Regions from separate parts of the Homo sapiens genome. Here regions 1, 2, 3 and 4 are each linked to region 5. A link is a loop called in an ENCODE intact Hi-C map of the cell type or tissue named here. Cell type or tissue: endothelial cell of umbilical vein. All regions are shown on one strand. Region 1 has its middle 40 kb from the start of LINC00114. Region 2 has its middle 41 kb from the start of LINC02943. Region 3 has its middle 45 kb from the start of PSMG1. Region 4 has its middle 62 kb from the start of LINC00114. Region 5 holds the start of LOC105372802 (a long non-coding RNA gene).

Region 1 (4,000 bases), 230 kb before region 5:
TAGCTTGGGTTTATACATTTTAGGGAGACATGAGACATTGATCAACATATGTAAAATGTATCTTGGTTCGGTCTGGAAAGGCAGGACAACTTGAAGCAGAGACAGGGCTTCCATGTCACAGGTAGTTAAGAGACAAATGAGCAGGTGTGGTGGCTAATGCCTGTAATCCCAGCACTTTGGGAGGCTGAGGCAGGAGGATCACGAGGTCAGGAGTTCGAGACCAGCCTGGCCAACATGGTGAAATCCCATCTCTACTAAAAATACAAAAATTAGCCAGGTGTGGTGGTGTGCACCTGTAATCCCAGCTACTCAGGAGGCTGAGGCAGGAGAATGGCTTGAAAGTGGAAGGTGGAGGTTGCAGTGAGCCGAGATAGCGCCCCTGCACCCCAGCCTGGGCAACAAGAGTGAAACTCCATCTAAAAAAAAAAAAGAGACAAATGATTGCCTCTTTTGAGTTTCTGATTAACTTTTTAAAATGAGGCAAGCAGATATGCATTCATCTTAGCAAGCAGAGGGATGGGAGGCAGGTTTGACCTAAGCAGTTTCCAGCTTGACTTTTCTCTTTAGCTTAGTGATTTTGTGGTCCCAATATTTATTTTCCTTTCACAAATCCAAATGTATTTGTCTCTAGATATTTTATTTTATTCTCGTAAAAGGTGGGAATGCAGAATATGCTTTGCTTTATTAAAAAGACTATGTATTTGCCTTTAAAATTTCAGGTTTTAGAAACATTTCGTTTTAAAAGTCTTTCCTTGAAAAATATGCAGATTGAAGCAAAATCTACTTACCCTAGCTTTTAGGAGAACTTCCTTCCTCAAAACGAACTTTTGCCTACGTGGCCTCCTTTTGTTTTTTCAAGTTGATTTAAATAGGAATGAAAATTACCCGTATTTAACCAGCAATCCAAAGGACAGAAGGTATTTTTCCTTGCAAAGGGGTGCTCATAATTTCGTAAAGTAATAAGACACCAGTGAAAACAATCACCCCAAATTCATTTCCATATGAAAAGAGAACCAGTGTAACTTGAAAACGCCTTTTATTAAATCTCAAGGTCAGAACTGGGGGAAAATTCTAAATGTTGAATCACAATAAGGCTCACTAGGATTTTCTCCTATTTACCCGCAGAGCCTGCTCTAGACTTCAGTGCTGGGCAGGGGGTTGCCCTGCGCCTGCACCGCGGCTGCAAAGCACCCTGTTTCCCTTCTCTGACCCGCCTGGCATTCCCGCCGCCGAGCGGCAGTTGAGTGATTTTTTTTCTTTTCCTTTAGCCGGCCCAGGGCTGCACTCGGTGACTGCTCTTCGTCAAATTCCTTCTTAAACAGTGGTCAAGTATTCTTCCGGTGCAGCTGTTATTTTCGGGTCCTGTATTCTGCTTTGTGCTGACCCTGTAATCTCAGCAGTACCCATTCGCCTAGCAGGGCTTCGGGATGCTTCCCCGACTCTCCTCGCACCTTCACACCAACGCACTCCGGGAATGTTTCTGATGGGTGTCAAGTCCACTCTCTGATGAACGGACTCGTGCTTTGAGAGCATCTTCAGGGTCAGTGCATCCAGTGACCGTTTCATGACACCGTTTGCCTCGAGCGCCACCGCCTGGCCAAAACTGGAACGACCTGTGCCCGTTGCTGAGGAGGAAAAACACCCGGGATGGAATTTCTAGTTTTTGTGCAATCCTCATCCTTTTCCATTTTCTGTAAAGTGACGATGACAGATATTTTCGCTTACTAATGCAAGTATTTTTCATCTGAATAAATATACCAATTTCTCTGGCAATAATTTGGGTTTAAAAATACTGAGGCTGGCCCGGCACAGTGGCTCACACCTGTAATCCCAGCACTTTGGGAGGCCAAGGCGGGCGGATCACGAGGTCAGGAGTTCGAGACCATCCTGGCCAACATGGTGAAACCCCGTCTCTACTAAAAATACAAAAATTAGCCGGGTTTGGTGGCGTGCGCCTGTAATCCCAGCTACTCGCGAGGCTGACGCAGGATAATCGCTTGAACCCGGGAGGTGGAGGTTGCAGTGAGCCGAGATTGTGCCACTGCATTCCAGCCTGGGCGACAGAGCGAGACTGCGTCTCAAAACAAAACAAAACAAAACAAAACAAAACAAAACAAAACAAAAAAATATACTGAGGCTGGGCATGGTGGCTCACTCCTGTAATTCCAGCACTTTAGGAGACTGAGGTAGGAGGATGGCTTGAGCCCAGGAGTTTGAGATCACCCTGAGCAAGACCCTGTCTCTACAAATATAATTTTAAAAATAACTGAGTCTGATGGCATGCACCTGTAGTTCCAGCTACTCAGGAGGCTGAGGAGGGAGGATGGCTAGAGCCCAGAAATTCGAGGTTGCAGTGAACCATGATCACGCCACTGCCCTCCAGCCTCGGTGACACAGCAAAGCCCTGTTTTTAAGAAAGGGAAAAGGAAACACAAAGATACTGAACTGAGCGCCATCCTATACCCTCAGCTATACATTACATAAATTGTATTCTTTAGAATTCTAAAGGCTGAGTAGGATGGGCTTTGGTAATGTAAAAATACAAAAGCAGATACAGGCAAAAAACATGAGAAAATTTTTTTCCTCTAGCATTCTGTCCATGGTGGACAGGATGGGTGAAGTGTGCCTAAAGTGCTTGTTTGATGGGTGCCCACCCCTCCCCACTCCCCAGTGGTCGACGCAGAGCACTGATGCTACAGACCCAGGCTCCAGAACACGCTGGATGGAAAGGTTCTGAGAAGAGTGTGCACACCTCAAGGAGTGTGTGTATGTGTGCGAGCAAATACCTCTGTAAGCAGTCTCCTGGGGGTGCTGAAAGAAAATATTAGGATTTCTCTTCATACCTATTTTTATCTCAAATTTCAGTACTTTTATTTTTATAGGACACATAAAAATTATTTGAACACTTGTATATTATTTACAAAACAAATCAATATTTTAATAGATATTGGGTGTGTGGGTTAAAAAATTGGAGTTTGCCAAGGAGATGGTGGAAGGTTGATGATGGCTTCCCTTGGACTGGGCAGAGGTGGGGTGAATAGGGCGTGGATCTTTATCTTTCTGCCTAGGGGGCAGCCCTATGCCCAAGGAACTGGCTCCCTTTTCCTGCCCATGTGTACAAGTGAGGGCTGCAAGGAGTCACCGTCAGGAGAGAGTGCAGGTGAGGGGTGAGGGGTATAGGGAGCTGGCACCTGGTGACTTTGCACTTGGGGGTTGAAGGGGACAGGATGGTGGGCAGGTGACCTCTCCAGGGAAGGGTCCTGGCTACTGGTTGGGCAGCAGGGTGGAAAGGAAAAGCCCTACGCTCTCCTCTAGAGAGGAGAGGACTGGAATTAGGACATGGGTTGGGTTTTGAAGCATTAACTATGATTTTTAAACAAAGTTGAAAATGTTTTTTGCAAGTTCTCCCAAAGCTTGAACAAATAATTTTCTAGTAGAAAAAATATTTTCTAGACAACAACCCACCAGTCTAAAGTTGTACCGAACTAAGGATGTTCTTAACATGGCCCCCAGTGCATTGCAAGGCAAAAAAAAAAAAAAAAAAAAAAAAGAATTGCATGCAGCTGGAATAGGGCCTGGCCTGCAGGTAATTTAGCAATTTAGCTAGGCTTTCTCTCTGGGTAGGGAGGTTGGGACGGGATTTGATTCAGAAGAAGGTTCTGGCCCTGCCTCTGTCAGTCTTATGATGCAGCCTAGGTAAGTCACTTCACATCTGTGAGGCTTTCTTCTTTGCTAAACAGATGACAAATGTGTACCGAGAATTGGCTGGGCATCAGATGCCGGTGGGGAATGGGGTTCTGAAGACAATATGTGAGCAGGAAACTGAGCTCATCTTAAAGTGTTTGCAGTTAAGTCTAACTTTCATTTCAACTAAAAAATTAAATGAAAGTTCGAAATAAGAGTATAAAGATTAAAAGGAAAAAAAATCTAAATATCTAAAAGATAACAAATTGTAGAGACCTCTCAAGCTCCGTAAAACCCTGCATTTAGTTACAGAAGT
Region 2 (4,000 bases), 620 kb before region 5:
TTGACCTTGATCATGTCAATATCATAGAGCCTCTTCACAGCCTGTTTGATCTGGTGCTTGTTGGCTTTAACATCCACCATGAACACACGTGTGTTATTGTCTCCTGTCTTCTTCATGGCCGACTCAGTGGTCAGCGGAAACTTGATGATAGCATAGTGGTCAAGCTTGTTTCTCCTGGGGGTGCTCTTCCAAGGATATTTGGGCTGCCTCCGGAGTTGCAGTGTCTTGGGCCGCCGGAAGGTGGGGGACGTGTGGATCTTCTTTTTTTTGTGGTTGTGAACACCTTTCAACACTGCCTTCTTGGCCTTTAAAGCCTTTGCTTTGGCTTTGGCTTTAGGAGGGGCAGGAACTTCTTTCTTCGCTTTCAGCACTGTCTTGTGAAAAGGGTCAGCATTTCTTAAACAACAAATAGGGCAACAATCTAGAAAGCATTTGGCAAAAAAAACAAAACAAAACAAAAAAAAAACAATGAATATATATAATCACTAATTTGTAGGGAATGTGCTTCTGTGATGTCTAGTAGAATCCAGGCACTATGAAGGAAATGTGAATACATCTGTGCTGGGTAGCGAGTAGTTCCATAAACAATTTTCACAGCTAATGTTGATTATTGTAGATCATCTGGCTAGTTCATTTTGATTAAATTATCTATTTAGAGACAAGGAAGGATAAACAAGACATTGCCTTTAGGGAAGAAAAGAATGAGTAGAAATGTATTTTTATCCCTTTGAGTGATCCAGCATAAGAACTTTGGATTTCAGTGCACTCACAGGTCCATGGGGGAACAGTCATTAGGTAGTAAGTGGTGTTCGCTGGAGAATGGAACAGCTTCCCAGGCTGGGAAAAAGATGCATCTAAAGCCCAGGAAGTGCATGGTCTCACTCTGCCGTTTTCATTAGGCAGCTTTGTTCTTTTAAAATGCAAGATAAATGCATCTGCCTTAGAACTGAATTCTCCTGTAATAGAATTTTTTAATTCTAAATCTTTAGCTGAAATGCCCAATTATTTAAAATAAGTAATAATTTACACCCACTCTTCCGCCATTGAGAACTTAAGGCACAATATCTTGGCTTCATTGCTATTGCCGTTTGGAGCCGGATGCTCCTTCACGTGGGGCTGCCCAATGCACCGTAGGATGCTGCACAGAACCCCTGGCCTCTACCCACCAGCTGCCAGTACATCCTCTTCCCCGGGTATGCCAAGCAAAAATGTCTCCAGATATTGCCAAATGTCCCCAGGGGACAAAATCATCCCTGGCTAAGAACCGCTGCTTCAGAGGGTGGGGACCGAGAGGGGGCAGGATGGAGGGAGCCATCCACACTTGCGATGCTGCTGGGCCTGGGAGCAACATGAGCTCCCAGCTTCCTCCAGCCCTTTCCCTGCAAGGGGGAATGGCCCAGCTGAGGGGCTGGGATTTTCAGGGGCCTTATTTCAGTGAGCTGGGGTGGGCAGGAGTTTTATATGCACATATATGTTGGGTATAGATCAGGAGTGTGACTGCTGTGCCGAGGGGCTGCACATGCTCAACTCAAATAGATATTGCCAGATAGTTTCCAGAAGTGATTGACCAGTTTGCACTCTGAGTAGAGTGGCAAAATTGCGAGGGGATACTGAGCACTTCCAGGTCTTGGGGACCTGGCCAGCAGCTCGGACAGGCAGCCCCAATCTCTCAAGTCCTCATAAGAAATATGAGTGCCTTCTTTGGACATTACAGGCTCATGGGACCACCTCCTGTTTCATGAGGCCAGTGGCTGGGCCTGTCTTTTCACTCAGAATTGAGAAATCATGCAACAGAGGAGCCTCTAGGTGGCACTGAATTCTGAGGCTTAGAGGACTTGGGCCTTTCCTATCCATGCTGCGAGTTCATTGTGACCTGATGCTGGCCTGGTTGGCCAGCTGAGCCCTGCCCTGCACCTGGGCTCAGAAATGCTGCGGGAGGGGTCTCAGCGGGTGGTGAAAGGCTCTTTCCTGACAAATGCATGTGTGTGTGTGTGTGTGTGTGTCAGTGTGGTGTGTGTGTCTGGTGTGTATGGCCTATGTGTGTTCATACATTTGTGCTGTGTGGGTGTGTGGCATGCATGTGTGTGAGTACATGTGTGCTGTGTGGGTGTGTGGCATACATGTGTGAATACATGTGTGCTGTGTGGGTGTATGGCATGCATGTGTGTGAGTACATGTGTGTTGCGTGGGTGTGTGTGTGACATGCATGTGTGTGAGTACATGTGTGTTGTGTGGGTGTGTGACATGCATGTGTGTGAGTACATGTGTGTTGGGGATGGGTGGGGAGGGGAGGGCTTGCTGAGCTCCTGAAAAAGTTTTGGTCCCTGCTGGAGATTAGGAAGTCAAGCAGAAATTTTTTAGAAGACAACAGTTTACCTGCAGGACACACACACACAAATTAATTTTTTCAAGTACAAAATTCAAAGCCACAAAAAGTTACACAGTGTAAAAGCAAGTGACCCTTCCGTCCTGCCGCAGCCTCTATTTGTCCCTTTTCTACAGTGAAAATAGTGTAAGCACAGTGAAACAGAATATATATAACATATCATCTATCTCTATAATCACTATATAAAATTAATGTATACATATCAAATACAAATTTGTATATATTTGAATATATTATGTATATTATATATATATCATTTTCTTTGGTATGTGGTGAGTGACAGCGTCTTATCTGGGCCCTCAGGAGTGATATTTGCTGCCTGGGCTCCTGTTGGTCTGCAGGCCCTTATGCTACAGAGTAGGCAGTAGCAGTGGCAGGACAAGTGGGAGGAGGGAGGTTCTGGAAGGAGAAGGTCCCTCACCCCCATACACACTTAGATGCACTGATGTGCATGCGTGCACACGTGCAAACACACACACACACACACACACTTGATCCTTTGGTGTTTATTCTACGATTGGTTATTAACAGATTTGGGTGGATTCCTTAAAAGGAATTCCTTTATAGAGTTAGGAGTCTCTATTTAGAGCTCTGTGTACATGCAGGATGTGAGTTGAACAAGCTCTCCCAGGAGCACAGATCTGGAGTGTGTGTGTTTTAAAAGCTCGGCTGCTATTTTTGGGAACGATGCTGGGGAAAGCGATCTTCGCAGGGAAGGGCAAGAGAGAAACTCCTCCTCTACTCCACTTCTTTGTTGACCACAACACTGAAGTGTTGCTAGCAGCATCCCTTGTGCAGTTCTTGGAGGTATATCACATCTTTTTGGCTGTAACTTTAGAGGAGTCTTAGGTTTCTCCAGCATCTTCAGTTTTGACAGATGGGCTGACTGGAGTTCATTAAAAAATGTCCATGTGTGTTCAATTTGCTGGAAACACGTTGGTTCTATTTTCTTAAAATGGGACACGTAAGAGTATTTGAAGATGGTTCAGGTCTCTTCCCATCCACGGTGAGACCTCCTGCTGGGGGGCTGCACTCCCAGCCTTTCTCCAGCTTCTGTCACTGTCTCCAATGAGACTGATACCCCTAAGGACCTCTCAGATGTGTGACTTTCAGATGTAGTGTTGCTTGAAGAGATGTCTGGGGGTCTCAGGAGCCCCTCAAACTCAGTGGTACATCAAAGCCAAGGGGGACCTGTTTCTGGTGGGATGGTGGTTGTATTTGAGGCCTGCAGAGCTGGGAGAGGGGCTTGACTCTGAGCTCCTCCACTTAAAAGCTTGAAGCTCTGGGAAACTCACTGACCCACCTTAAGCCACTCAGTCCTATCCCTGACTATCATTTTATTAAAGTCTATCTCTCCCTTTAGATCTAATAATATTTGCCTTATATATCTGGTGGTCCAGTGTTGGATGCATATATGTTTAGAATTGTTATATCTTCTTGCTGAATTGATCCCTTTATCATTATATAATGACCTTCTTTGTCTCTTTTTACTGTTTATGACTCAAAGTCTGTTTTATTGGATATGAGTGTAGCTAATCCTGCTTGGTTTTGGGTTTCTGTTTGTGTGGGATGTCTTTTTTCATCCCTTTACTTTAGGTCAATATGTGTCTTTGG
Region 3 (4,000 bases), 630 kb before region 5:
GCTGTGGTGACGTCTGACTGTGGGTATACATGGGAGACTGATGCCGGTGACTTGCAAGTAGTACTCAAACCCTGTTTTTTTTTTTTTTTTACCTCAGTTTTCCTACTCATAAAATGGGAATAGAAGTAGGTCACACAGCAGCCTGATTTGCAGATTATATGTGAAGTCATTCTACATTTCGGTTTATAAATTCTTTGCTAGAACTTTTATGGTATGTATGTCTCTTTAAGAAGACTTAAAAAAATAGGGATTTTAATTCTGACTTTACTAGAAAAATCTATTTTTGATTTCTGGTGCTTTTGTGAGATTTTGGTACTTAATTACCATATGTTCCTGTCATGCGAATCCAGATCATCTTAATTAGGCACAGCGAGAAGAGCAGTAAGTACCAGACACTTCAGGGGACCCCAGCGGAGAGATTTTAGGATTTAGAGACCAGAGGCCTTAGGTACAAAACAGATTCTGCTCTTTCACAAAGCACAAAATATTTTAGCCATCTTGCAGAGGAGAATGTGGCTTGAGGCAGGAATCTCCAGAGTGTCCCACCTTTCCCAAGTCCCGCATACAGAAAAGAGCACAATGGTTTGGATGGGTGCAGTGGCTCATGCCTGTAATCTCAGCACTTTGAGAGGCTGAGGTGAGTGGATCGCTTGAGGTCAGGAGTTCGAGACCAGCATGGCCAACATGGCGAAACCCTGTCTCTACTAAAAACACAAAAATTAGCTGGGCGTGGTGCCTGTAATCCCAGCTACTCAGGAGGTTGAGGCAGGAGAATAGCTTGAACCTGGGAAGCAGAGGTTGCAGTGAGCCAAGATCACGCCATTGCAGTCCAGCCTGGGTGACGAGTGAATAAATAAATAAATAAATAATAATCTGTCTCAAAAATAAATAAGTAAACCCCTGTTGGATAAATATTTGCTGAATATCAGGATTAAGACACTGTGGGGACAGTGCCAATGATTATACATCATAAACAGCACAAAAATGACCAACGCGAACTTTTCTTTTCTTTTTTTTTTTTTTTTGAGACGGAGTCTTGTTCTGTCGCCCAGGCTGGAGTGCAGTGGCCAGATCTCGGCTCACTGCAAGCTCCGCCTCCCGGGTTCATGCCATTCTCCTGCCTCAGCCTCCCGAGTAGCTGGGACTACAGGCGCTCACCACTACGCCCGGCTAATTTTTTGTATTTTTAGTAGAGACGGGCTTTCTCCGTGTTAGCCAGGATGGTCTCGATCTCCTGACCTCGTGATCCGCCCGCCTCGGCTCCAAAAGTGCTGGGATTACAGGCGTGAGTCACTGCGCCCGGCCCGAACTTCTCTTTATAGGTAGTCTTAAAATGTCACTGGAAATGTTTTGAACAGCAGTCTTTTGTTACTGCAAAAATTCAGCAAGTCAATTATATGGGCCGGGAGGAATTTACACTTTAACTCCCTTGCACATTTGCCGTTCACTTACTTACTCGTGGGGAACAGTGAAAAAGCTGGGATGGAAGTGAGGCTTTCTTCACCACATCGATGGCCCACATTTTCCCATGCTGTGAACTCCATCATGAATACCTGAGGCCAATTTTCTTAAATCAGATTTCCCCTTACTTAGAATTGGTATTGCATATGCATGTTTCCTGCAGGAATGCAAGTCTTAAAGGGCAGCAAAATGTAGAAGTCGTTTACTACTGCAGAATGTCCCATCAAGCAGCTGTACTTAACTTAGGAAAGCATTAAGTGAAGATTGGACACAAGGGGACAGTATTGCTCAACAAAGGTTCTTTGCTGCTGCTGGTGAAGTTGGAGTTTTTAACCTGCTCTCTTCTAAATATGTAAATGTATAAATAATGCTCTTTGCTCATTTTTCTACAAAGACCCTTAAGCAATTAAAAACACATCAAAGAAATCAGTATGCATGAGCTTTTTAGTGTGTCTATTGATTGTTTTTTAAGTAAATATTTTTAAGGATTTTTTTTCCCTCCCAGTTTTTATGAGACTGGCTGGTTATTAGCAAAGATAAAAAACTGCTCCTTTTCCTGGAAGAGGCTGTTCTTTATCAGTAGTGCTGGGACATTCAGCCCTGGAGATATTAATATTCTTAAGATTCAGGAGGTTCTGTTCTCCGAGGAGAAACTGATCTGTGGGGAACCTATTGAATCAGGATCTCAAAATTGTCACCCGTTTCTTCTGGGTGGAAATTGTCACCACTTAAAGGGGCCACTGAGTGGTCTCAGATCACACTGCCAGTTTTTCATGTCCACACTGGTGTGCTCCACATTTAGGCCTCAGTGTTCTGGGCCCTGCCTCATCCTCGCGTTGCTCTGAGCCAGCCTCCTGTTGCGTTGTTGCATTGATTAAAACCACAAGCGCGTGGATTTCTCCGTTTTTTTAAGATTTCTTACTAGAAGTTGTTGGAATGCTGAGTATTTTCCTCCTTCCACTGAGCTGTGTCTGCCATGGGCCTCCCTTCAACAAGGCTTTCCTTCTTGTATTCATGGCCGGACCCCCTGGTGTGGCCTCATTTCCAGATTCCCGCTCTCCCTCCCCAGAAATGGTTTCCATATGTGACCCCACGCGCTCTGGGCAGGCACCTTTGGAGGGGCTGACCTCCCAGCTCTCTTCTCTGCAATCATCAACTCACACCTCCTGGGTTTCCTTCCAGGCTGCAGAGCTGAGAGCTGAGAGCTAAGAGCCCACAGGCAGAGGGCCCTCTCCAGGCAGGTTTTATCTGCGACCTCTGCTGACTCAGGAGTGTGGGAGGTGATGGCCTTAGGGTTCTGTCTGGTGCTTTCTGTCTGATCTGCTGCCAGCTCTCTTCTTCCAGCCGAGGCCATGAGGGTTTTCATGGATAGCTGGGAGCTGGATTCTAGGAGACTGGATGCTGTCACAAAGAAAAGACCGTTTGAGGCTGGGTGCTGTGGCTCACACCTGTAATCCCAGCACTTTGGGAGGCCGAGGAGGGTGGGTCACTTGAGGTCAGGAGATTGAAACTAGCCTGGACAACACAGTGAGACCCCTTCTCTTAAAAAAAAAAAAAGAAAAAAAAAGAAAAAGAAACACTAAGGGAATTCCTGTGTGGGTCCAGGTCCAGCGTGAAGCCCTAAGGCCCCACAAAGGGATGTGAGCAGCCTCTGCCTGCCCTCCAGGGCTGACAGTCACATAACTAACCTCGTTATGACTCAGTGAGCCAGGCCTGGCAAATGCCTGCGGCAGATGACTGACCCATCCTGCAGAGTTCAGGTTTCAGCTGAGAATTGAGCCCAGGGTCTCTTGGACTCATGTGCACACACAGGACCTGAGTGGGGGCCATCCGGCCTGGGGCCAACTGACTCCCAGGTCCATCAAACCCAAGTCCGTGTCAGGGCCATGAAGGCAATGTGGGTGCACCAGAGGCAGTGGCATGCTGGTGGACACAGGTGGTTTGTTTTCCGGATTTTCAGCTTGGGAAGGAATTGGGATGTGTTTTGTGAGTTCACAATGGGGTGGATGAGAAGTGGCAGGAAGGCAGATGGTATCTGTTGGAAGTGTACATGGTTGCAAGTGTCTCCTGACTGCAGAGGCAGAAACAAATAACATGAATAGTCATATATATATATATATATATATATGCGTATATATTTTAAATTCATAGACTTTACTTTTTAGAGAAGTTTTAGGTTCACAGCAAAATTGAGTGGAAGGTACAGAGGTTTCTCAGCCCCTACACATGCACAGCCTCCGCCATTATCAACATCCTCCACCAGAGGGTACATTTGTTACAATGGATGAACCTGCATTGGTGCATCACCGTCGCCCAGAGCCCAGAGTTTACACAGGGCTCACTCTTGGAGTTGTATGTTCTACGGGCCTGGACAAACGTGTAATGACATGGATTCACCAGAGCCAGAGTTTACACAGGGCTCACTCTTGGAGTTGTATGTTCTACGGGCCTGGACAAACGTGTAATGACATGGATTCACCAGAGCCAGAGTTTACACAGGGCTCACTCTTGGGGTTGTATGTTCTACGGGCCTGGACAA
Region 4 (4,000 bases), 210 kb before region 5:
CAGGGAGACAGAACACAGCCAAATTACATTGTTTAATGTAACATACCAATTAAAACTTGGGGGAGAGGCTCGGGGATCTCAGCCTCTTTGGGTTTGGGGGTTTTAGTCTCTAAAATTAGAAAGTTGCTCAGGGAATCACTAAAGTCATTTTCAGCTTTAGCCCTTTAGAATTCTGGAATGGGTCCCTGTTTGTATGATTCTCAGTATCTTCTGCCTTGGATGATGGCAGTGAGTGAATCAGCAAGAGCATGTCCAACAAATAGTCTCAAGGTGGCTCCTGGAGAGACAATGGAAACGGAACAACACCGTGCATAACTAGCACAGTGGCAGAGGGTGGACACTCCCACCTGTGTTCAATTGTTGCACATCAATCTGCATCTTTTTTGGTCACCCCTGAGAAGTAAATCACTGGTGGGTTTGAAATATAGATACTTTATCATGATAAATCCTCTTCCACATCTATAATTCATAAATATTGAAGAAGTGGGTGAAGGAATAAAGAATTTGGAAAGTGTAATGCTTTTATGAAGCAGACTTTGTTGAGTTTATTTAAAGATTATGCATATTTTGTTGGGTTTTTGTGCTGTTAAACTCTTCAGGGAAGAAAGTTTGAACGGTTAATTAAGAAATACCTGTCAGAATTCTATGGTACAATGGAGGAACCATTCAGAAATCAAGAGTGGTTCTTCTAGATGAGTTAAAATTGCAGGGACCAGGGAGTCGGTCATGTGTCTGGATTTTGGAACTTCTTTAAGGAGCCATGAGATATGAATGCGCCCCCCCCCCGCCCCCCCCTCCCCCCACCAAATAACTCAGAGTATGGATTACCGAAGACAAGGCCAAGGGCAGTCTCTACAGATACAAATTATTTGTCCTTGGAGGAGATGGGGGAAAGTAAACTGACCCACTAAAACTAGGGGCTTCTATAGCAAGGAGAAGGTACTTCATATCCCTGAACAGATGTGCTGCTGAGGGCGGGTGGCTGTGCCCTCCCAGCCCCAGGAGCTTTATCTCCGCCTTTAGAGCTTTTGTCTGGGAGAGATATGAAGGGAGTTCAAAGGACCCTAGAAAGGACAGCCTCATATTAGGAAACAGGGCTGACAACTAGGCAGGACAGGGGACAAGCTTAGTCAGTACCTAGGGGTTTGCATTCATTTTACTGCTTGCAGTAAAACAATTTGAAAGCAGATGATACATTCAATGTATCAATACATAGGCTTCTTGGTGGTGATGCTGTATATATTTGCAGCAGACACCATCAGCTGCCCATCCAATGTACATGTCGTCCCCTTTCTATCTAACAAAACCCTCATATGGTTTGTGGCCTCAACATGCCTAGTTAAAGAAAAATAACTCACCCAGGCAACTCTGCTGTTTCCAAAAGCCATACGACATAACAGGGCATTCAAAAGAAGCTGTAAATCGCAGGAAAGGGAGGCCCTCCAGAATAAAAAGGAATTGCTTTTCTGCCTTTGTTCTAGTTATCTTTTTCTTTCTCTTTCCTGCTGGATGGTGAGCCTGAGGACTGTGGTGCAGCAGCACCTTGTGACCTTAAGGCAAAAGCACAGACAAGCACCTCTTGCTAAGGATGAAAAGCTGGAAACAGCCAGATGGCACCAGAGAGTCTGTCCTGCCTGAGCTGAGTTCACCCTGTGTCTATAAGCCACTGTTGGCTTTCCTGTTCCTTGCAGCCAGAGGCAATCCAAATTGATTCAATGTGCTTCTGTCAAGAAAGCTTAAGGTTGAATTTCTAAAAGCAGCATTATTGAAAGAAACTTATCTATCTTCTCTAAGACAGATTTTGCAAACTCAAGTGTTTTTAATGTCATGACATGTAACGCCAGGGTTTAGTAAACCTTTTCTGCAAAGGGCCAGATAATAAATGTTTTTGGCTTTGTAAGCCAAACACAGTCTGTAGCAACTGCACAACTCTGGTGTTGTAGTATGAAACGGCCACAGACAATACATTCATTAATATATTCTTCTTTGTGTTTTGGGAGATATGCCACACCTTTTCTCACTCTCCAAAGCATTGCAGGACGGTTGAATGCTAACTCAAAGCTGAAACACTTTTGACATTTTATTTGAGAAAAAAATAGAAATATTTCCCCTTTTGATCTTTACTTTTAAAGCCCCTTCAATTATTTTCTAACAATATTCTTTTAAAAATGTGGTCCCATCTTTCCGATTAGAGTAATATACAGGCATTGCAGGAAAAAATGGAAAAATCTATTTATTCTACTACACAGAAATTCACTTACTGACACACAAGACATACACATTAAAACAACAGAAGCTCAAATCCATTGAAATGAATATCTCACTAGACTCCACCAGCTTTGGGGCTGGTTTAGTGGTTGTTATAGGAGTTTCGCAGGAGCAGCTGATATAAAAACAGACAGAAATACAGGGATACTGGAGGACACTTTTGTGATGCCCTTCTTCACCTTCCTCTGAGATTGGACTGCTTATCAGAGCTGTTTTCTGGAGGAAGTACTCAGAATACAATGCAGGTTGATTACTTCTGCCACAGCATAATGTCTAGCAGGCATAGCAAAGTCAACCCATTTTCTTACCAAAGAAGGGATCTCTTGATATAATTATTACTACATCTTTTAATTTACTTTTATTCTGATGTTTTCAAAGAAATGCATGCTCATTATACAGAATTTAGAAACATACAAATACCAAGTAGTAAAAAAATAATAATGATATTTTCTCTCTATTCCTGAGCCAACTCATTATACATTGGCATATTTCCTTCCACTTTTATTTCTGGACATTTTCCCCCCTATACATTGTTGATTTTTTTTATTTTTTTTCCTGAAAAATCGTATTTCAAACATTTTCCTGCTATTTAGATCTCTCGATAATCATGTTTGAAGAAGGATATAGAACCCCATCAGAGTGACCCCTTCCCTCATGTTGGACATTTAGGCCTTTGATATTTTATTGCTATAAATAGCTGGCCAGGCACGGTGTCGCATGCCTGTAATCCCAGCACTATAGGAGGCCGAGGCGGGTGGATCACCTGAGGTCAGGAGTTCAAGACCAGCCTGGCCAACATGGTGAAACCCTGTCTCTACTAAAAAATACAAAAATTAACCAGGCATGGTGGCGGGTGCCTGCAATCCCAGCTACTCGGGAGGCTGAGGCAGGAAATTACCTGAACCCGGGAGGGAGAGGTTCCAGTGAGCTGAGATCACACCATTGCACTCCAGCCTGGGCTACAAGAGTGCAACTCCGTCTCAAAAACAAAACAAAACAAAATAAAACAAAACAGCGTTGCCCACAGATTATTTTCTCAGGACAGATGACGAGAATGAAATTACCAAATCAGAATATACGAAAAATGGTAAAGTCAAATTTTTTTCCATAAAAGTTGCTTATTTAAAAAGTTGTGCTGCTACATCCCCCCACAGGAAATCTTGCTGCACTTTCCCCCACACTAAATCACATGGTTGTCACTGTGGCTCTGTTGTTTTCTGATTCCAAGTGTGATTAAATGTGACTTTTTTTTACATCTCTTGATTTCTTTTTCTCCTTCTATTTTTCCTCCTCTCCTCTTTTCTTCCTCTGTCTTCTCCTTTCTTTTTCTTTTAAAAATACTTAGACCTTCTGCTGCGGTCTGAATATTTCTGTCCTTTCCCGAAAATTTATATGTAGAAATCCTAAACTCCAAGTGGTGTGTGTGGAAGTGGGGCCTTTGGAGGGTGATTAGGTCATGAAGGTGGAGCCGTCATGGATGAGATTAATGCCCCTATAGAAGAGGCCCCAGAGAGCTTCCTCAGCTTCCTCTATGTGAGGATGTTACTGTAACACCAGGGGGTCTAGGCCCTGCAGCTTCAGGCACAGAAAGCAAATCACTGAGACAATGAGTATTTCCAAGGAAGAAGGCTTTAGTCGAGTTCTTCAGCCAAGGAGATGGGAGCTCACTCTCAAATCCATCTCCTCCCTGATCCACTAGAACTAGGTTTTTTTTTTTTTTTTTTTTTTTTTT
Region 5 (4,000 bases):
TTCATTCATTCATTCACTCATTCAGTAAGTGCTTGTTGAGGGCCATCACTGACACAGTCATGAGGGAATCCTGGGGTTCCCCTCCCAGTGTCAGCACTGGGGCTCCGGGAAGATGGCTGCCTTCCATCTCCAATGCATTTTAATTTCTTCTTTGAACAAACCTGCAAAGTTACTGGTTGATTGAAAAAGGAATATTGGCACAAATGAATTAAATGACGCATCGGGGTCACCGAGCAGTTGGGGATGAAGCCAAGGTCCCTGTTATCAGGATGCTGCATGGACTCTTCCCTTCGGAGAAATATCACGAAGGCTCCCCGCCTCCAGCGCGCGCCAGTGGACCCCTCCTGTGAAGCAGAGGTTAGCCCTGCACTCAGGGTCCTCAGTTCCTACCTAAGCCAGCTCATCATTAGCAATTCGTATTGTGCATGCTGGCAATGCAGAGCCCAGGGGCGCTTTTTGTCGAGCCAGCGTCTTTTATCTGCAGTTGCACCCCAGCGAAGCTGGGACCGGAATGTACGACTGTTACAGGGTCCGGGCCTCCTCCCATCTAGTTTGCAATGCCTCTCACATGCAAAGGTTATGTTTGTTTCCTTTTAAAAATAGCAGACGAGCAGGTGACACACTGCCTTAATTATCCTTCTGTAGAACACATTGAAAACTAGCCTCCCTGTTCTACTGGCAGAGCGAGAGGAAAATGTATCCTAAACCGCAGTGGGTGAAGCCTCTTCAGATGTCGGTCAGAGCCTTACCCACACCCAGCCCCGCCCGACAGCCGTGAACACAGACAAACAACTGTCACCCATTGACCTCACGATTCCTTGGTATATGAACCAAAGTGGAAGCGGCGAGAAAAGGAAATACTGCAGATATTTTTAAGTAGAAGCAAAGGCAGGAAGAGGAAAGTTGCAAAATTGGTTATATTTCTTTTTGCTTAAGTGCATAATGTTTGGATGACCAAAAAGTCAGTGTAAATGTATAATAAGATTATTTTCAAGGAAATCTGTATATTAAGTTTTAAGGCCTATTTTACTTCATATATACATAAAGTACCATTTTTAGAAGTGCTATACTCCATGCATATTCCAAAATACTACACGTTTTTTTTGAGAAAGGAAGGGACCGTGAGGCTTTTTTCACATCTGATATATTACAGTATAATCCATATTCCTCCTATAACACTTAGTTCTGGAAAAGGATCTACTGGTGTCTGAGTTTAGGCAGGCACTAGCACTGACGTCAGTATTGTGTACAGAGAAAACAAACATACTCTACATTTACCGAATTTGATGCAACTCACATTTGGGAACATATTGAACAATCTAAAATTATTGTAAAGTGGTAAATTTTTCAGGCTTTAAAATCATTAACAGTGGCATAAAACAATTATACAATTTCCATGGACAAATCTCACCCCCCCAGATTTATGCCTTTAATCTTATATTCAGATCTGTGTAATTCATGTTTGCTCCTAAAACGTGTATTTCTTTATGTTCTATAATAATGAACAATCCAAATTTTTCAAAAAAAAACACCATTTCTGCATTATAAATGTTAGATCTTAATTTTAACAAGTAAAAAATGAGACCACTTTGTAAAATAATGTCAATTCAAGGAATTTAAATCAAGAATTAGGCACACTAGTATTCTCTCTAAAGGCCTTTTTGAGGGGCATTTAGCACCCTCTAGTGACAACAATTCAAGCCGTTCAAAGGGAACTTCCCTGCACGACTCATGTCTGGTTTCTAGCTGGCAAGTCAACAATGCAGTGTAGTTCTTTAGGCAGGAGGTGGTTGCTTCCTAAAATCCTTGAGGCAGGATTATTTTTGTAGCTGTAAATAAAGGCTGGAATAATCTCCACCAGGCAACCGCGCAGTGGGAAAACCATGATTTATCCCTATCGGCTATAATATTCTTTGGCTTATCATGGCCAGTCCACTCAGAAAGAACATTTCTAGTACTCCTTGAACACTGCAGCCTTTCCCAAAACATGTGCTGAGATCTGTGTGGGCATCAGATGACAACAACAAATTTACTGATATCATCATTTCAGTTCAGGTCGGTGCATTTAACGGGATTTAACACATTTTCATAAGAGTGAATTGGAAAAGAACTGGCCTGCCTTCACTTCAGCTGCACCTCTGTGTCCTCTGCGTTGCTTGCAGTGGGAGATAATACAGTGTGGAGAGGGTGAGGTGTGGAGAGGGGGCGAGGGATGAGGAGGGCTCAGGTGGAGAGGATACCATGTGGAGCGTACCATGTAGCAGTTACTGCGCTGAGACAGACTCCCAGTGTCCTGTGCTCCTGACTTCAGGCACGGGTATAGGGCTTCATTGCATCCGCAGGTAGCCTGGTGATACTCATGCAAATATAAATGAATTTGTGGCAAAGATTTTTTGCCTTCGCTTCATTTCTGATTCCATTTGTGATGGAAATAAATTAGTAAATAAATCATCAAATGAGGTGATGCTGAATTAAAGCCCACCTCAACCGAAAACTAAAAGCCAACTTTAGAAAGCAGCAGGAAAAATTATTAATGCAGGCTTCTACATCAATTTCTATCAATTGAATGCTATTATAGTGCCACTTATGATCTTTCTTTAAGAAGTAATCTGTATTTTCTTTAAAAATAATTCATAAAATAGTGACAGATTAAGACAAAAATAAGTGATGCTGTTTAGTATCTTATAGGTGAGATTGACACACTTCTTAAAAAATCATTTAAAACTCTGACTAGAATCAAAATCAAAATTAATTTCAACAACCTGGGATAAATTCTCAATTTGGCCAAGGATGGTGACAGGGGACAGTACCTGGGAAAGGATACTTTGGATCTGAGTCGGGGGTAGAGTGGGATGCCAGTCAGATGCTTTTGTGAATCTTAATTATATGCCCTGTGGGCATACGAAGCCTTATGGGCACCAATGGCAACGTGATGTCTGTAGCATCTATGCTCAGATATACCCAGTTATACGGACAAAGAAGTTGAAACTCATTTAATGGTTTCCAAATTATATGGAGAAGCCTAATAATTGGAACAATACATTTAAAAGTTATTTTAAGCTAAATAATGGTGACAAAATAATTACTCTCCTCTTAGGTTTCTTTCTTAAAACCACAGATAATACATTGACCTATTTGGAGTCCTTGATAATGGTTTTAATATTCCTGCATTTTTAAAGTCATATGGAGTTGAGTAAGAGCAAAATTGGCCTAAACTTGAGAACGTGTGGGATGCTTATGAAATTGTGTTTATTGAAATCATTGCTCCATGGGAGCTTATAGAACTGAACTGACGTGTGCTTCAGTATTAAGGAAATTGCAACTTGGTGTTGAGAAGTTGAGGATTTGGTATGTGATAACAGTTTCCTTGGTTTCTATTAGTTCAGATCAACCAAGAGACTGAAGAATACATTCACCACTTAGAGAAAGTGTTGAAACAATGGTTATTTAAATTGTAATTGGATTATTTCTTAATGTGCTGCTGGGGGATATGGCACTCCCCTACCCCCCCACACACACACCCTCATACACACACTCACACACTCATACACACATACTCACATAGTTGTATCCAATGGAGTGAAGCTGTAATCATGAAGTATGCTGTGAACAGAAAAACCGTCCTTAAACAGCGCTGACTGGGTGCCCTTGAGGGCTGAGAGTGTCTTCATGCCGCGTATGTTCTCAGGCAAATCCTCCGACTGCTGCAGATGGAAAAGTTCCATGGAGTGCTGGAGTTTTCCATTGTGCGGCAGCCCCAGATGCTTGATTCTTATCTACAATCTCAGGCATGTTCCTGGCAAAAACCCCTGGGACATCGTTCTTGCGGGGCTCTCATGAATAATCCAAACACTATGCATTTTAAATTCATGTGTCATCTTAAGGACAATATACAGCACTTTTGTCCTATTGTTTTGTCCTTAAAAACCTGCGTTTCATGGGTCGCTCCCAGGCTCTGAAGTTTTATGTGTGCAGAATTTGAGGAGACTGAGATAGGCTT

The links. Hi-C counts contacts between places; a loop is a spot of excess contacts. Peaks named below come from ENCODE experiments on the same cell type or tissue, not always from the same donor. Only the 100,000 strongest peaks of a DNase experiment are listed, where the experiment ranks them.
Region 1: it touches region 5 in a loop (8-fold over the local background); 18 of 110 quality-filtered maps call a loop at or near these places.
Region 2: a loop joins it to region 5, with 10 times the contacts of the local background. A loop is called at or near these places in 71 of 110 quality-filtered maps.
Region 3: it touches region 5 in a loop (11-fold over the local background); 83 of 110 quality-filtered maps call a loop at or near these places.
Region 4: a loop joins it to region 5, with 15 times the contacts of the local background. A loop is called at or near these places in 55 of 110 quality-filtered maps.

What each region holds. Positions count from the first base shown.
Region 1 is chr21:38,731,666-38,735,665 of GRCh38, reverse strand. No RefSeq gene overlaps it. Among named protein-coding and RNA genes, the nearest start is that of LINC00114, 40 kb to the left of the region's middle. In endothelial cell of umbilical vein, a CTCF peak has its summit at 1,601 (motif pointing left); a DNase peak (open chromatin) is centred at 1,395; H3K27me3 peaks cover 293 bases.
Region 2 is chr21:39,123,944-39,127,943 of GRCh38, reverse strand. It overlaps the pseudogene RPL23AP12. Among named protein-coding and RNA genes, the nearest start is that of LINC02943, 41 kb to the right of the region's middle. RefSeq lists a silencer at 1,862-1,921. In endothelial cell of umbilical vein, a CTCF peak has its summit at 1,799 (motif pointing right); a DNase peak (open chromatin) is centred at 1,833.
Region 3 is chr21:39,136,071-39,140,070 of GRCh38, reverse strand. No RefSeq gene overlaps it. Among named protein-coding and RNA genes, the nearest start is that of PSMG1, 45 kb to the left of the region's middle. RefSeq lists an enhancer at 1,923-2,830. In endothelial cell of umbilical vein, CTCF peaks have their summits at 1,720 (motif pointing right) and 3,721 (motif pointing right); a DNase peak (open chromatin) is centred at 1,740.
Region 4 is chr21:38,709,880-38,713,879 of GRCh38, reverse strand. No RefSeq gene overlaps it. Among named protein-coding and RNA genes, the nearest start is that of LINC00114, 62 kb to the left of the region's middle. In endothelial cell of umbilical vein, no CTCF peak of the experiment used is centred here; a DNase peak (open chromatin) is centred at 1,619; H3K27me3 peaks cover 172 bases.
Region 5 is chr21:38,503,551-38,507,550 of GRCh38, reverse strand. It overlaps LOC105372802 (a long non-coding RNA gene), which reads right to left and starts at 3,733. Exons shown (of 4, transcript XR_937712.3): 1 at 3,562-3,733. It also overlaps a transcript of ERG not described here. RefSeq lists an enhancer at 1-474. In endothelial cell of umbilical vein, a CTCF peak has its summit at 1,674 (motif pointing left); DNase peaks (open chromatin) are centred at 650, 1,220, 1,710 and 3,770; H3K4me3 peaks cover 3,738 bases; H3K27ac peaks cover 3,516 bases.